2 separate regions of the Homo sapiens genome follow, and region 1 is linked to region 2. A link is a loop called in an ENCODE intact Hi-C map of the cell type or tissue named here. Cell type or tissue: Calu3. All regions are shown on one strand. Each heading gives the region's core, and the rest is flanking DNA. Links, peaks and the distances in the headings are about the cores only.

The links. Hi-C counts contacts between places; a loop is a spot of excess contacts. Peaks named below come from ENCODE experiments on the same cell type or tissue, not always from the same donor. Only the 100,000 strongest peaks of a DNase experiment are listed, where the experiment ranks them.
Region 1: a loop joins it to region 2, with 5 times the contacts of the local background. A loop is called at or near these places in 27 of 110 quality-filtered maps.

Annotation. Positions count from the first base shown.
Region 1 is chr12:109,850,099-109,855,469 of GRCh38, reverse strand. GLTP (glycolipid transfer protein) reads left to right here. Exons shown (of 5, transcript NM_016433.4): 5 at 2,733-4,525. The coding sequence ends at 2,915. Among named protein-coding and RNA genes, the nearest start is that of TRPV4, 19 kb to the right of the region's middle. In Calu3, for the core only: no CTCF peak of the experiment used is centred there; a DNase peak (open chromatin) is centred at 2,209.
Region 2 is chr12:109,925,478-109,930,848 of GRCh38, reverse strand. GIT2 (GIT ArfGAP 2) reads left to right here. Exons shown (of 20, transcript NM_057169.5): 20 at 1-1,045. Among named protein-coding and RNA genes, the nearest start is that of TCHP, 28 kb to the right of the region's middle. RefSeq lists enhancers at 3,918-4,897, 4,898-5,371. In Calu3, for the core only: a CTCF peak has its summit at 3,104 (motif pointing right); a DNase peak (open chromatin) is centred at 3,088.

The DNA.
Region 1 (5,371 bases), core at 153-5,152, 75 kb after region 2:
AGTGTACTGAGAGGTCCCCCTCCCGTGCCCTTGGCCAGCCCCATTCACAGCTGCAGCGGGTGTCACTGTAGCTACTCCACGGTGTTTCTCTTTAGGGGCCTTGGCCTGCAAGGCCTGATGGTGGGGCGACGAGAAACCACAGGGAAAGCCCTGGAGGACCCCAGGTCAAAAGTGGCCCAGCCTGATGGCCCCTCAAATTTACCCCTCCAATTCGACCCCTCAAATTCAGCTCCCATTCCCCTGGGAGCATCTGCTGAAAGGACACCGGCCCTCTGGGTTCTTGGTGGCTTGTGTTGGGGTGACATTGGCCAGGGCTCCTGGAGGTGAGGCTTCAGCACCTGCCTGGTTAGGTGAGGGCCCTACAGTTGATCACCAGGCGGACAGCCCTGCTCAGGAGACTTGCGAAGGCCCTCCGGCTGCCCTGCGCCATGCCCTTCACCTGCTGCTTGCTGCCCTCATCTCACCCACGTGTTCCTGCCCGGCCTGTTCTGGCCACCCTTTCTGCTGCAGCTCCCTCTGCCTGCCCACCCTGGCGGCCATGAGAACGAGGGGCTGACGGGCCCTGTACAGTGTTCCTGTGGGGTACAGTCTGCAAGCAGGCTGGGGCAGAAGCCAGTATGGTTCCAGAGAGGAAGAGCTGGTCATAGGGTGAGATGCGTGGCAGCCCCTGGGCCATCCACCCCGGAAGAGCTGTAGACAGGGCCCATTCCCATGGGCCCCTCGAGAGCTCCACAGTGCATTGCCCCTACAAATCCTCAAACCACCACGTCAGTAGTAATAGTGTGTCCTGTGTACCTGGCCCAGGGCAGCTGCCCATGAATTGTAATCTTCACAGATGCACCACAAGGTGGGCACTGTTCTCACTTCCATTTCCCAGATGAGGACAGTGACGCTCAGACAAGGTCACACAACACAGAAATGGGGGGCTGTGATCCTACCTCCCTGAGCCTCAATATCATCTTTCAAATGGGTATAAAATAGGCACTACTCAAAGAGTCATTGTGACAATTAAATGAATTAATCACTATAAAGTGCTTGACACATGGTTCACATGGTTTACACTCAGTACATCAAAGCTATTACTTTTTTTTTTTTTTTTTTTTTGAGACAGGGTCTCACTCTGTCGCTGTCGCCCAGGCTGGAGTGCAGTGGCACAGTCTTAGCTTACCGCAACCTCCACTTCCCAGGCTCAAGCGATTCTCCAGCCTCAGTGTCTTGAGTAGCTGGGACTACAGGTGCGAGCCACCAACACCTAGCTAATTTTTGTATTTTTTGTAGAGACGAGATTTCACCATGTTGCCCAGGCTGGTCTCGAACTCCTGAGCTCAAAGCAATCCTCCCACCTCGGCCTCCCAAAGTGCTGGGATTACAGGCGTGAGCCACCACCCTAGCTATTACTGCTTTTATTATGAAAGAATAATATTTGGCCAGGCGCGGTGGCTCATGCCTGTAATCCCAGCACTTTGGGAGGCAAGGCAGGTAGGTGGATCACCTGAGGTCAGGTTGGAGATCAGCCTGGCCAATATAGTAAAACACCATCTCTACTAAAAATACAAAAAATTAGCTGGGCATGGTGGCGGGCACCTGTAGTCCCAGCTACTCGGGAGGTTGAGGCAGGAGAATCACTTGAACCCAGTAAGCGGAGGTTGCAGTGAACCAAGATCACGCCACTGACTCCAGCCTGGAGGACAGAGTGAGACTATGTCTAAAAAAATTTTTTAAATAATATTTATACTTTCCTCATCCTATCAAACTCATGGCCTAAACTTTTTTTTTTTTTTTGAAACGGAGTCTCGCTCTGTCACCCAGGCTGCAGTGCAGTGGCGTGATCTCAGCTCACTGCAACCTCTGCCTCCCGGGTTCAAGCAATTCTCCTGCCTCAGCCTCCCGAGTAGTGGGACTACAGATGCCAGCCACCACACCTGGCTAATTTTTGTATTTTTAGTAGAGATGGAGTTTTATCATATTGGCCAGGCTGGTCTCGAACTCCTGATCTTGTGATCTGCCCACCTCGGCCTCCCAAAGTGCTGGGATTACAGGCATGAGCCACCGTGCTTGGCTAGCCTAAGCTTTTTATCTAGTTGTACCTTTTTTCTTCTGGCTCTGAAATTCTGTGAATTTTGAATTCTCTGTACTTTTCAAGTATGGGAGCAGCTCTGAAATTTAGGGAAGTATCGCCCCCCTAAGGACAAAAGAGAGACTACAGCATATTTAGCAGTCGTCTCCCCAACTCAGAAAGTGGGTTTTCCGAAGGAGCAGTTCACCTTTTCTGGAGCAGGGAACCCAGAGGGAAGAGACTCACCCATGCTGAACACCTACTGTGTGCCTGGTGTTGTGCTGAGTGCCTACTGTATGCCTGGTGCTGTGCTGAGCACTTTGTACAAGCCCCCTAATCCTTATAAAAGCAACCCGATTAGGTGGCAGCCATTATCCCCATTTTGCAGATGAGGAAGCTGAAGCTCAGAGAGGCTAACTGACTTGCTCAAGGCTCACAGCTAGTTGATGGCCCAGACTGGCATTTGCATCTAGGCTTGTCTGTCCCGAAAGCTGATGTCCTTCCTGCTGTCGCTCAAAATACACCTCCCTTTTCCTTTCCCTTCCAACACCTCAAATAGCACAACCCCCTGTCCAGCACAGACCCAGGGAAGACCCCTCCCAGAACCCTGGCCTGCTGGCCTGGCTCCTCAGCCCCCGCTAACGCTGTGCCTACCTCCCTTCTTGCCTGTCTCAAGGCAGCACTGTACGCAGCACCCTATAAGTCTGACTTCCTGAAAGCGCTCTCCAAGGGGCAGAATGTTACGGAGGAGGAGTGCCTGGAGAAGATCCGCCTCTTCCTAGTCAACTACACGGCGACCATCGATGTCATCTACGAGATGTACACCCAGATGAACGCTGAGCTTAACTACAAGGTGTAGGCATGCCCACTGCTGGACACGTCCCCGACTCGTGGCCACATGGAGAAACAGGCAAACCAGAATCACTGTGAATCAAGTCGGTGAACTGCCCCTGGCCTGTGTCCCCCAGAGCAGCCCAGGGTCCTGCCAGAGTCTGCAGGGGACAGCCCTCGTTTTTTAAGTCTTTTTTTTTTTTTTTTTTGGTCTATTCTAAAGGACCAGTAAATAATGATCTTACTTCCAAATCTCCTTGGAATTTCACGACAGCACAGACTGACTTTATACCTTCATTTCAGCGTGGTAAAAACCGATTAACACTTCTAATGAGTCAAGTCCTAGGGTTTTTTGGTTTTGTTTTGTTGCCAACGAGGAACACAGCTCTGGGGGAATGGTGTCATCCACCTCGCTTTAAAAATAAGCACATGATGGCTGGGCACCGTGGCTCACGCCTGTAATCCCAGCACTTTGGGAGGCTGAGGCGGGTGGATCACCTGAGGTCGGGAGTTTGAGACCAGCCTGGCCAACATGGTGAAACCCCATCGCTACTAAAAATATAAAAAATTAGCTGGGCATGGTGGCGCACGCCTGTAGTTCCAGCTACTCAGGAGGCTGAGGCAGGAGAATCGCTTGAACCCGGGAGGTGGAGGTTGCAGTGAGCTGAGATCGCACCATTGCACTCCAGCCTGGGCAACAAGAGCGAAACTCTGTCTCAAAAAAAAAAAAAAGAGGTGGGTGGATTACTTGAGGTCAGGGTTTGAGATCAGCCTGACCAACATGGTGAAACCCTATCTCTACTAAAAATATAGAATTAGCCAGGCATGGTAGCGCACGCCTGTAATCCCATCTTCTTGGGAGGCTGAGGCAGGAGAATCGCTAGAAACTGGGAGGTGGAGGTTACAGTAGCCGAGATCGCGCCACTGCATTCCAGCCTGGGCAACAAAAGCGAAACTCTGTCTCAAAAAAGAAAAAAAAGAAAAAAAAGCACGTGACCTTATGAGGCTCTCGCTGTATTGTTATTTTAAGGACTATAAAGAGTTTGATTTAAAATTATGCAGGGCCCCTATGTGGGATTTTTTAAAAAGCAAACTGGTGTGTATTCTCATGTGGTTTGCACAGCCCAGCCTCACAGCACTATTGTAAACCCTGCTCTTTCTGTCTCGCTAGACAGATTTTTTTGTTTGTTTTCTTTTTTCTGGTTGTTTTTTGTTGTTGTTGTTGTTGTTTTACAGCTGAAACCAACCAGCAAGCCCTTGATGACCAAGAGGCGTTTCTTTCAAAGCTATAGGGCACAAACAATTGACCATAGATGACTCCGTTTGCATTCTTCTGCAGAATTATTTCCTTCAGGGACAGATTTTCCAACCTAAGAAACTACCTACCGTGTGTATTCTCTTGACGGGGAGAGATGAACCCTTCAGCTGCTAAGATCCAAGAAAACGCCTCACTGCCTTAACCTTAACTGTTCTTCCTGGCGCTAAAAAGAGCTGTATTTTTTAAAGTGCTGGGGCAAACAAAGCAACCCCAAAAGAGTTGATGTGTGTTTTAAAAGAAAAAACCCAATGAGGAACAATTGGAGATTTTTATGCAGAAACTAAATAATCCTTAATAAATAAATCTCTATTTTGGAATCACATCTGTGCACTGTATTGGTTCTTGATTTTTTTTTCTTTCCTGCATCAGAAATTACAACTGGGGACCCTTACAAATCCTACCAAGAATGTATTTTCTGGCGTCCATGGTTTTAAAATTTTATTTATCTATTATTTTTAAATGTTTTTGTAGAGATTGGGGTCTTGCTATGTTGCCCAGGCTGGTCTCAATCTCCTGGCCTCAAGCAATCCTCTTGCCTCAGCCTCCCAAAGGGTTGGGATTACAGGCATGAGCCACTGCACCAGGCCTGGCCTCCGTGGTCTTAAAAAACAGAACTGGTTGCTGCATGGAGAAACGGGAATTTCACATAAGAATCTTGGGTTTCGGCAGGGTGCAGTGGCTCACTTCTGTAATCCCAGCATTTTGGGAGGCCGAGGTGGGTGGATCACTTGATGTCAGGAGTTCGAGACCAGCCTGGCCAACATGGTAAAACCCCATCTCTACTAAAAATACAAAAATTAGCCAGGTGTGGTGGCGGGTGCCTGTAAACCCAGCTACTTCAGAGGCTGAGGCAGGAGAATTGCTTGGAACCAGGAGGCAGAGCTTGCAGTGAGCCAAGATCGCACCATTGCACTCCAGCCTGGCTGATAAGAGCGAGACTCCATCTCAAAAAAAAAAAAAAAAAAAAAAAAAAAAAAAAAAAATCTTGGGTTTCTGTAGCCATAAAAAAGAATGAGTTCATGTCCTTTGCAGGGACATGGATAAAGCTGGAAGCCATCATTCTCAGCAAACTAACACAGGAACAGAAAACCAAACACTGCATGTTGTCACTCATAAGTGGGAGTTGAACAACGAGAACACATGGACACAGGAAGGGGAACAACACA
Region 2 (5,371 bases), core at 141-5,140:
TATCTTGCAAACCCCTGCCCCTGCTGTCCCAGGGAGGACGGGCTTCTGTAGAGGCTTCTGGGAAATGAGCTGTCTGCAGGAGGTGAAGCAGTGTTTTCCTTGGAATGTTTGAGGACCTGCAATAGAAGATGTTGCCTTTATGGCCCTAGAGAAAGTCAAGGAACATGGGGACCAACAAAGCATTTCCAGTTGTAAGAATATGTCAGAAGAGTGCTCGGTTAGCCCACGGTGCCAAAACTCCAAACAAGTTCCCCGGTGGAATGACGTGGCCATTGGAGGGCTGCAGGTCGTCCTCTCTGTATGTGCCCCGCGCATTTCCTTGGCCTCATCTGAGATCTGGTGTCAGAGTTCTCTGCTCCTGTTGGCAAATCGCACCTTATCTGAACATTTGTTCCAGCCACCTTTTGCACATGGATTCCGTACCTTGCACTAGCAATGTCTACCTTCAGTAACGTCGTTCTTTTTCACCCTGTATTCTCAATGATCCCTTCCTCCCCATATGCCACCCTTCCCCCAAAGCTGATAGGGCAGAGGTGCACTTTATGAAACTGGCACTTGACTGAACAGAAGGAAACAGCTGTACCTCTAAGCTCCTTTCACAGAAATCGTCATCTGCCTTGGAATGCAAATAGTTCTTATTTGCCAAAGAACAGTGAATTGGGCCCAAAGATCAAACACAGCATTTCATGTAATCAGAATTCTAAACGCACAACTCGGGAGCTGTGCACGGCTTCTCAAGTGATTCAGTTGCAGAACCAAGAGCAAAACTCGCCTGTTTTTGTCCTCAATGGCACCCATGAGCTTTCCAATAGTATAGTTTTCTTTCTTTCCTTGTCCTGGTTGAAGGTAACGTGTTCCTAGAAAAGAAAATGCTGCATAGGAAAACTGAGATGCCTTTTATTCCAACGTGTTTGATCCCTGTCACTCATTATTCTGTACTTTTTATTGTACATTCTATTCCTGTAATTATTGTGCCCTTTAAGTGTTGTAAAATCGTTTTGGAATTTGTGCCTGCTAGTTATGCAATAAACAGGCTCTACAAGTGTTTTTGTGGTAATGCTGTGCTCCCCATCAATTAGTTGATGTTTCCAGATACTCTGTAAAAGGTCTGAGGAAGTTCTCCCAAAACGCCATCATTAGTGAGATGCAGTGTTTCATATGCTTTGGGGCTCTGCAGTTTTACAGTAATGACTATCTTTTTCTTCCTCTGTGCTTAGCAAATAGGTTTTGTTTTGTTTTGTTTTTTTGTTTTTTTTGAGATGGAGTTTCACTCTTGTTGCCCGGGCTGGAGTGCAATGACGCGATCTCGGCTCGACGTGATCTCGGCTCACCGCAACCTCCGCCTCCCGGGTTCAAGTGATTCTCCTACCTCAGCCTCAGAAGTAGCTGGGATTACAGGCATGCACCACCCCACCCGGTTAATTTTGTATTTTTAGTAGAGACAGGGTTTCACCATGTTGCTCAGGCTGGTCTTGAACTCCCAACCTGAGGTGATCTGCCCGCATCGGCCTCCCAAAGTGCTGGGATTACAGGTGTGAGCCACGGCACCCAGAGCAAATAGCTTTCTTTGAACGCTGCATCAAGATACTAGTTCCATGCATCTTATCATAATATATTTATTCCCTAAGTTTAATGTTTTTTTCTTTTGGAGAGAGGATCTCACTCTGTCACCCAGGCTGGAGTGCAGTGGTGTGATCTCAGCTCACTGCAACCTCCATCTCCTGGGTTCAAGCGATTCTCGTGCCTCAGCCTCCCAAGTAGCTGGGATTACAGGCATGCACCACCACCCCTGGCTAATTTTTTGTATTTTTAGATATGGGGTTTCACCATGTTACCCAGGCTGGTGCGAACTCCTGGCCTCAAGTGATCCACCCGCCTCGGCCTCCCAAACTGCTGGGATTACAGACGTGAGCCACTGTGCCTGGCCCCTACGTTTAATTTTTTTAATGCAGCGAAAGCCAGCCCAGCACAGATGCCCTCCCTTCTTCCTAACAGGTGATGGGGTCCTGGAATGAGCTCAGTGTCTTAAAACCACTGGTCTTATTTTATTTTCAGAGAAAGGCCACCTGTGCAGGTTCCTAGGGGGAGCTGGTATAGATTTGCATGGGGGTTCATCAGGGCTGCCCATGGTCACCAGTGATTGTCCTCTGGTTAGGTGACTTGGGACTCTACTCCCAAATGGAAGAAGGGTGGGGTAGGGCCTGAGCACCACGGGTACTTTTCCAAGTGAGAAGTCAGAAAGATGCCACGTCCTCGCTGTGATCCTGCTTGTTCAGGGGGACGTCTGTGCAGGCTTAGGACCAGTGTCTCACACAGCTCACACCCAGAGCAACCTCCTCAGGCAAGGAGGCTCAAAAGAGCCAGCAGCAGACCTCCTGGAACCCTGGCAGGCTCACCATGCCGGGCCCCCACAGTCTGGTTCAGCAGCTCTGGGGTGGGGCCCAGGAGTAGGCACTTCTAACAGGTTCCAGGGACCACACTCTGCGAAGCTCTGCTGTAGACCGTTTCCAGGCCTTTCCCACCACACAGCTCCTTGGCTTCTGCTTTTAAACATGTTTTAGTGTAGGAGAGTCATGTGAAGTCATCATTATAATTTTAGCTGACATTTCCTCTGTGCCAGGCACTGTGCTGAGTTCTTTTTTTTTTTCTTTTTTGAGACAGGCTGGACCGTAGCAGCGTGATCTCAGCTCACCACAACCTCTACCTCCCGGGTTCAAGCAATTCTCCTGCCTCAGTCTCCCGAGTAGCTGGAACTACAGGTGCGTGCCACCATGCCCAGCTAATTTTTTTGTATTTTTTTTAGTAGAGACGGGGTTTCACTATGTTGGCCAGGCTGGTCTCCAACTCCTGACTTCATGATCTGTCTGCCTCGGCCTCCCAAAGTGCTAGGATTACAGGCGTGAGCCACCACGCCTGGCCTGTGCTGAGTTCTTGACACATGTTCATTCATTTCATCCTCACTACAGCCAGATGAAGTGAGTGGTTTCTTCCCATTTTTCAGATAAGGATGTTTACAGCCCAGGAGGCCGAGCCTCACATCCAAGGAGAGAGTGTGTCAGTTGCTGTCATGCTCCTTACTCCTCTTCACCACCAGGGTGCGCTTCCCAGCCTCCGGCGGAGTCACAATGTTACAGGATCTCTGGGGTGTCGATTTTTCTGGCTGGAAATATCTGGCCAGTGCCTTTGCCTGAGTTCTTGTTGTCCTGCATCCTGGAAGAATGAGGTACGCAGACAAGTGGAGGGTGAAGACTTTTTTTTTCTTTTTTTTTTTTTTTTTTTAGACAGAGTCTTGCTCTGTTGCCCAGGCTGGAGTGCAGCGGTGCAATCTCGGCTCACTGCAACCTCCACCTCCTGGGTTCAAGCGATTCTCCTGCCTCAGCCTCCTGAGTAGCTGGGATTACAGGCACGTGCCACCATGCCCAGCTAATTTTTGTGTTTTTAGTAGAGACGGGGTTTCACCATGTTGGTCAGGCTGGTCTCGATCTCCTGACCTCGTGATCTACCCACCTCAGCCTCCCAAAGTGCTGGGATTACAGGCGTGAGCCACCATGCCTGGCCAAAGATTTTTATTTAGTGTTAGAACAGCTCCTCTCTGTAGGCAGGTCGTCCCGTCAAGTGTTCAGCTGTCAGCAGAGAGGAGGCCCTGGAGAGGGTGGCTCCTCTCCACAGGCAAGTCATTCGGACGTCTCTGCAGGTCTCTGAAGCTCTCAGTAGAGAGGGTAGCTCCTCTCTGCCAGCAGGTTGTCTCTGCAGCTCTCAGGGGAAAGGGTACTACTCCTCTCTGCAGTAGTAGAGGAGTCGTCCCATCATCTGCAGCTGTCATCAGAGAGAGCACTCCTCTCTGCAGCTGGTTGTCCCGTCATCATCTCTCCGCCCTCTCCATCCTCTGGTCTGCTCTGGCTGAGCCCAGGGCTTTTATGGACCACAGGGGGAGGAAGTGCCTGCCGACTGGTCCATGGGTGGCCATGGGCAGGCCCGTAAGAGGTACCACAAGTCCCCACTCAGGTCTGCAGGACTGGCAGCCTGGCCCCCAGCCTTCAGGCCCCCCCTGGCCTGTAGGTGAGGCCTTACTGGGGACCCTGCCCACTCCCACCCAGGACTGTCTGCCTCCTGCTGCCATTCATGGCCCCAGGGCTTGGCCCCAACCCTGCTCTGAGATGGGAGAGGGTGCTGGGAGCTGAGAGAGGCCAGGCAGTGGGAACAGACACCCCTGAGCCTGCAGAGACTGGGGGGTCCTTTCTGGGGCACCCGAGGATGCAGGCTGCAGAGACACCCAGGTCCTGCACCTGGGAGGGCAGCCACAGCTGCACCCGGGAGCTCCCGCCCCACCAACTGAGAAGAGGAAGGGTTCCCGATTGTCCCCAGCTCCTGCCTGCTTCATGGAGCGGGAGGCTCAGGTCTGCAGTCATAGGTCCAGTGGCTGCAGCTGTACCCAGGAGGGCAGATCCTGCCTCTTCCTGGATCCCCCAAGAACCCAAGAGCACAAGGAGGCTCAAATCCACAACTGCAGTTTGGGCGGCAGTAGCCCCACCCTCCTGGAGCGGGAGGCCTGGGTCTGCAGCTGCAGTTTTGGTGGCTGCAGAGGCACTGAGAGCTCCCATCCCAACCCAGAAGGGGTAAGGCTCCTAGTGGCTCCATGGAGTGTGCAGCCCCAGCTGTGCTTCCCTGCTGCAGCTGGCATAATGGCAGCAGCCACTACCATCAACAATGGAGTCGGGGCCGGGCGCGGTGGCTCATGCCTGTAATCCTAGCACTTTGGGAGGCCCAGGCGGGTGGATTACCTGAGGTCAGAAGTTTGAGACCGGCCTGGCCAACATGGTGAAACCCTGTCTCTACTAAAAATACAAAAATTAGCCAGGTGTGGTGGCAGGCTCCTGTAATCCCAGCTACTCGCAAGGCTTAGGCAGGAGAATCGCTTGAACCTGGGAGGCAGAGGTTTCAGTGAGCTGAGATCGCGCCACCGCACTCCAGCCTGGGCGACAGAGGGAGACTTTGGTTCAAAAAAAAAAACTAATGGAGTCAGGGAAGGTGGGCTCCACGTGGAGCTGGCACTGCTGGGCTGGCTGCACTGCAGCGCCTCAAAGGCTCCTCCCCATGAGTCTAGATATGGGGGGGCAGGTGGGCAACAGGCTATGTAAACAGATAACTTTCACAGCCGTGACAGTTGCTGCCCTCACAGCCTAGAGGCCCTCGAGCAGGGGGCTGAGTCCCTGGCGCCTGGACCTCTCTAGCGTTTGTGGAATGGCTGACTGGAAGGACTGTCTGAGCGCCTGTCCCCTTGCTCACAACACTGTGACCGCAGCAGTCTCTATCCCCTGAAGCTGATAGGGCAGAAGTGCACTCGGCGACCATCTGAGGAGCTGCTCGCTGT